Regions from separate parts of the Homo sapiens genome. Here region 2 is linked to region 1. A link is an interaction called in ENCODE POLR2A ChIA-PET data of the cell type or tissue named here. Cell type or tissue: PC-9. All regions are shown on one strand. Links, peaks and the distances in the headings refer to the core of each region. The heading gives the core; the rest is flanking DNA. Region 1 has its middle 29 kb from the start of LPIN2. Region 2 overlaps MYL12B (myosin light chain 12B).

The links. Peaks named below come from ENCODE experiments on the same cell type or tissue, not always from the same donor. Only the 100,000 strongest peaks of a DNase experiment are listed, where the experiment ranks them.
Region 2: POLR2A ChIA-PET joins it to region 1 with 26 read pairs; 2 of 35 experiments call an interaction of 5 or more read pairs at or near these places.

The regions. Positions count from the first base shown.
Region 1 is chr18:3,040,554-3,043,478 of GRCh38, reverse strand. No RefSeq gene overlaps it. Among named protein-coding and RNA genes, the nearest start is that of LPIN2, 29 kb to the right of the region's middle. In PC-9, for the core only: no CTCF peak of the experiment used is centred there; a DNase peak (open chromatin) is centred at 1,418; H3K27ac peaks cover 1,257 bases.
Region 2 is chr18:3,275,732-3,278,656 of GRCh38, reverse strand. It overlaps MYL12B (myosin light chain 12B), which reads right to left. Exons shown (of 4, transcript NM_033546.4): 3 at 1,243-1,404; 4 at 196-892. The coding sequence ends at 720. Among named protein-coding and RNA genes, the nearest start is that of MYL12-AS1, 15 kb to the right of the region's middle. In PC-9, for the core only: no CTCF peak of the experiment used is centred there; no DNase peak of the experiment used is centred there.

The DNA of each region.
Region 1 (2,925 bases), core at 101-2,600:
CTAAAAGCATGACTAATTAAAGGCCACTTGGGGAAAAATAAATAGGTGCTTTGTGTGTAACTTTTGCTCCGCTGGTAACTCTGCTATCACCTTTCCCCAGTAGATCAGCAAGCAAGTTAAGCACAGTCCAGCGGCAGAATCCTGGGGTTAGGCAGATTGGCTTCACCTCCACCCCTTTCTCACTGTGGGAAAGTTAGACCCCCTCCCCACAAGTCCTCCTCTAAAGTGGGGATAAGGACACTACACTGTCTCCCACATGGAGATTTTGCCAGGATTAAAGGGGTTTATTCATTTTTAACAGTGCCTAGGAGAGCACGTGGCACATAGTAGGCCTTCAGGAAGGGGCTTTCCCCCTCCCTGTGCTTCCTGCCTCATTTTTCCAAGGGTAATTTTCCAAAGGGCAAAAAAACCATATTATCGAAATGAGAGGCCAGACGTAGTGGCTCACACGTGTAATCCCAGCACTTTGGGAGGCCGAGGCGGGCGGATCACAAGGTCAGGAGATCGAGACCATCCTGGCTAACACGGTGAAACCCCGTCTCTACTAAAAATACAAAAAAATTAGCCGGGCGTGGTGGTGGGCGCCTGTGGTCCCAGCTACTCGGGAGGCTGAGGCAGGAGAATGGTGTGAACCCGGGAGGCGGAGCTTGCAGTGAGCCGAGATCGCACCACTGCACTCCAGCCTGGGCGACAGAGCGAGACTCCATCTCAAAAAAAAAGAAATAAGAAAGGCCTCTGTTCCCCTCTGGAATACAGAAATCACTGCAGTATACAAAATCAGGAATTCCTATTTGTGGGATTTTCTTACTGGGGTTGCCTTACAAAATTTACTGAAACTATTTTGTGTATGAAATATGTTTCTAAGTACTTTCATGTGCGTCAAGTAATACGTCACCCCAGTGAGGCAGTTTGTGCTCAGGTTACTGACCTCATTTTATAGATAAGCAAACTAATGTTAAGGGAGGTGAAGTCAATCAAGCCATCAGGGTCAAGTGATATGTAAGGGAGGGAAGAATGAAACCAAGTCTCTCAACACTTCCACCATTGTTATTTTCTTTCCCACAGCCCAGGAGCCCACAGGTGGGAACCCACCTTTGTTCAATGAATCTGTGACCTGCTGCTAGAGTATTCAGAGAACACATGTCCTTGACTAGGTTGGCTGGTGGAAATGACAGCTGCTCCCCAAAAAACCTAAGGATTTCCTCTATTGTGCTGCCTTGGAAAAAGGAAATTCCCATTAGTCTCTTTCTCCTCAGAGTTTACTACTATGGCTGTAATCACTGTCATTTGAGCCGAGGGACAGATGAAAAGTGGGAGAGGATAAAACAGAAGATAAGAATCAGGACAAGAGGCTTGTTCTTGAGGAGGCTTTAATAGTTTCATCAAGACAGATGGCAGCTGTCTATAAAATATGTTTTTGGGTCTTACTTCCTCCTTCACTTTGCTTTGTTGTGACAACTGGAGTTAAGTTTTAGGCAAATAAACATATAAGATCATATTTTCACTCTGAGTATTGGGATAATTAAAGCAACGGGATGCCTCACTTTATGGAAGAAATTTTCTTTCTACAAAGCAGGTTTTACGCTGCTTTCCTGAGGTTTGACGGAGGTGGCGGGACAGCTGGGGAATGTTAGGATCCATTTCTCCCACAGAAACAGCTCCCAATATATGTAACTAATAAGTGAGCCCCAGAGCAGTTGGTCCAGCTTCATTCTTCTTGTTTGTACTCCACACTTTCCTTTTGTGCATTCTGCCTGGAGCCTACTCACCTGATACTGGTTCCTGGTTGATCAAATCTCCAGCCCCTCGGGTTCTGATACCTGTTCTAGATATGCCTCCCATGACAACCCACCCATCCCAAGAACGAGCCTCCTCAAGATGTTCATGTTTGTGCTGCATTTCCTCTGTGCCCTCCAAGCTGAGTGAGAGGATTACTAGTGTAAAATGCTAATCCCTTTGGAAAAACACATTTTATTTTAACAAAGGCCCTTAAAGCTCAGATCTGGGATCTATGTTTTAGAGGAGCAGGTTCTTTCAGAATTCCAGCTGTGCCGCCCCTGCAGAGACAAAGATGGCTGGCGAACAGTGGTGAGGACAATGCCACAATCGTCTCCTGACATAGAGGTCACCTCGGTCTGCCAGTTATCAAGAAAGAGCACCTTTTCTCCCCATCTAATCCACTTACTCATTTTAATAAAAATATGATTGTCAGGATTATTATTATTATTTTTGGAGACGGGGTCTCACTCTGTGGCCTAGGCTGGAGTGTGCAGTGGTGCGATATTGGCTGTCTGCAACCTCTGCCTCCTGCATTCAAGTGATTCTACTGCCCCAGCCTCCTGAGTAGCTGGGATTACGGGTATGTGCCATCACACCTGGCTAATTTTCGTATTTTTTTAGTAGACATTGCGGGGCGGTCTCACCATGTTGGCCAGGCTGGTCTGGAACTCCTGACCTCAAGTGGGCCACCCATCTCGGCCTCCCAAAATGTTGGGCTTACAGGCATGAGCCACCACGCCTGCCAATTATTATTATTATTGAGATGGGGTTTCACTCAGTTGCTTAGGCTGGAGTGCAGTGGCACAGTCATGGCTCATTACAGCCTCGACCTCCCAGGCTCAAGCAATCCTCCTGCCTCAGCCTCCCAAGTAGTTGAGACTACAGACGTTCACCACCACACCTGGCTAATTTTTAATTTTTTTGTAAAGACAGGGTCTACCTATATTGCTCAAGCTGGTCTCAAACTCCTGGGCTCAAGCGATCCTCCCACTTCAGCCTCCCAAAGTGCTGGGATTACAGGTACAAGCCACTGTGCCCAGCCAAAATTATTTTTTAAATGATACATTTAAAACATTTTGAATGATTTCATATTTCTATTCAAGAATCAGCTCATCAGTGATAATTTTCCAGACTATCCTACTTTTT
Region 2 (2,925 bases), core at 284-2,783, 230 kb before region 1:
ATAAAAATCCCACAAGGTTGTTGGGAAGATTCAAGAAAAATTGTGTAGGCACAACGCTCCACATATAGTAAATGTACAATAACTAATCTTCGGAATTTTGCCTCTTCTCAGAATCTTAGATGAACGCAATGTTTAATGTTTTCCCAGATACATTCTATATTTATCATTTAATAAACATCTGACTAGAAGCGTGAAAAACAATGGCATAACTAGTTTTTACTGCATAATAATGTTAAAGGGTACTTAAAAGTTCTGAAGAACACTGTCCCATATATGTGAAAAATCAATTTTACCATAAAACCTGAATCATATGAAGTTGAAAACCTGAAAAAAGGACTACCCCCACCTATCAATCATTTGTTTAACTTGCCATTACATTGCATTTGAGTCAGCATAATCTTTATTTCAAAATAACATTTTTATTATATAAAAATGTAAAAATCCAGCAAAACCAGAAATACGAATATATTTTTCTGGGCTTTCACATTTGTTGATTTTTATTCGCGATCTTTTTCAATACAATTTACACCCTCATCCCCATTTCCAGTCTGATTATACAAGTGCTAAGTGGCAGAAAGGTCTGGAATAAATACATCAAAAAGAAGAGGCAAAGCTGTGAAACTAAGTTGCATGCAACAGGTTCTATGAGGGTGGGGGAAGTGTCTGAGAAGTAAAAGAGAGTAAGACAATGTAACTGGAAGATTTTAGCTAAAGTTCTTTCAGTCATCTTTGTCTTTGGCTCCATGTTTCAGGATGCGTGTGAACTCGATGTAATTGAAATTCCCCTTTTTGTCAATAGGTGCTTCTCTGTACAGCTCATCCACTTCCTCATCTGTAAACCGATCCCCCATGGTTGTCAGCAGCTCTCTTAGGTAATCTTCCTGAATGGTGCCTGGAAGACAATAGAAAGAAGAAAGCAGTCATCAATACTTCCTGGCACTTTGATGGTTCATTCCTAAAGCTTGTCAATCGTATAAAATATTTCAGAATATCCATATCTATAAACAAAGTAAGTTAGTGAACTAAGGCTATATGAACTATATCATTATGTTTTCCAATTATTCTTAGAGTTCTGTGTTAATATTAGATCAAATCATTTAAAAGCTCAGAAACAGATCATATGCTTACAAAATTATTCTTAAGCAAATATTTTCTAAAGGTAAAAAAAGAAAACCCCTTCTATTTCACAGAAGTACTTTATATAGTGTGGAATGAGGCTGGGCATAAACAAATAGCACTCACCTGTTGCTTCTTCATCAAAGCAAGCAAAGGCGTTTCTGATGACATCTTCAGGATCTGTGCCATTTAACTTCTCACCAAACATGGTCAGGAACATGGTGAAATTGATGGGCCCTGGGGCCTCATTCATCATGGCATCAAGGTATGCATCAGTGGGATTCTTCCCTGTAAGAATACACATTTTAACATTTAAAGACAAAAACATTTAATTTCAATAGTTATTTCACTATTATTATGCTCCCCAACATATTTTTAAAATGTACATCATTTGAAACTAATTTTTCAATTAACTTTAAGAACATTTTAAAAAGATTATTTTTGACAACTTAAAAAATATTGGATACATCATTATAAAAATGTATTCCAGGCTTATATTGAAGGTTATTTATTCGTTTATGTGAACTTTCTGTTCATTATTTTTCATTAAAAACAAAACAAAAACCTGAAGCCAGGCAGTGCCACATTATTACATCTTAATTTTTTTTTTTTTTTTTTTTTGGACTATAGGCATGTGCCACCATGCCCTGCTAATTTTTTGTTTTTTGTAAAGACTGGGTTTCACTATGTTGCCCAGGCTGGTCTTGAACTCCTGAGCTCAAGTGATCCACCTGCCTTGGCCTCCCAAAGTGATGGGATTGCAGGCGTGCATCACCGCGCCCGGCCTACATCCTGAATGTTGATAACATCAATGGTCCATCGGGGAGTCAGTTCAATACCAGTCATACAAAAAAATCTAAATATTCACACTTCCAGTTGTGGTACAGATGCCCATAAGTTGATATGCTTCAAAGTTGTATTTATAAGTTGGCCATTTAAGTTTAAACTATTAGCATGGTTTTGAATTGGCAGCTTATTTTGAACAATGTTAGATATCTTCAAACACTGTTTACACATGTCATTGAACTGTGGTCTTCTTTGGTATTGTTTGTAATGGGAAATCTTAATCTCCATTCCAAGTGTGAACACTTCTTTTAGTGCAGTGGTGAGGGAACTCCCCTGACCTTTCCCTAGGAGCTGAAAGAAATCTCCCTGGAATGGCCAGACATGGTGGGAGTGTTTTTGAGGCCCCGTGGTGTGGGAAAAGCAGCACTGAACCAAGGATCTGGAATACTGGGTTTGAATCCCAGTTCTACCACTGGTTGTGTGATATAGGAGGAAGTGGCAGAACTGGCATTCAAACCCAGTATTCCAGATCCTTCGTTCAGTGCTGCCTTATGTAGAATTTACTTCTTTTTTTAAAAAAGTCTAACATTGACTGGTTAAAGTTGGTATCTCAAAGGTATCTTCCAACATTAAGTTTATATGATTTTACATGAAAAGAACATCTATTAGTCAGATATTCATATCTAAGGAACCATCTCAAAATTATACCCAACTAAGTCAAAGCTAGAATGACAATCAAAGCTACCATTATAGTTCATATGTAAGTTTTAATTCTGGGAATTTGGGTGAAATGTAAACATCATGTTGGCATCTATTTCACTGCATTGCAGTCCTACCTGATTACACTTACTCAATGTTCCAATATCAAAATTAGCCCAAAATTAAACTCAAGATTCACTGAATAAGTTAAAGTAGCTAAAAAGATCTACTTTTCTACCTCCAGATTTAACCCAACTCACTTGCAGCATTTTTTGGGGGGAAGAAAAACTGTAACCAAAAGGTGTGAAGAGAACGCTAGGGTAC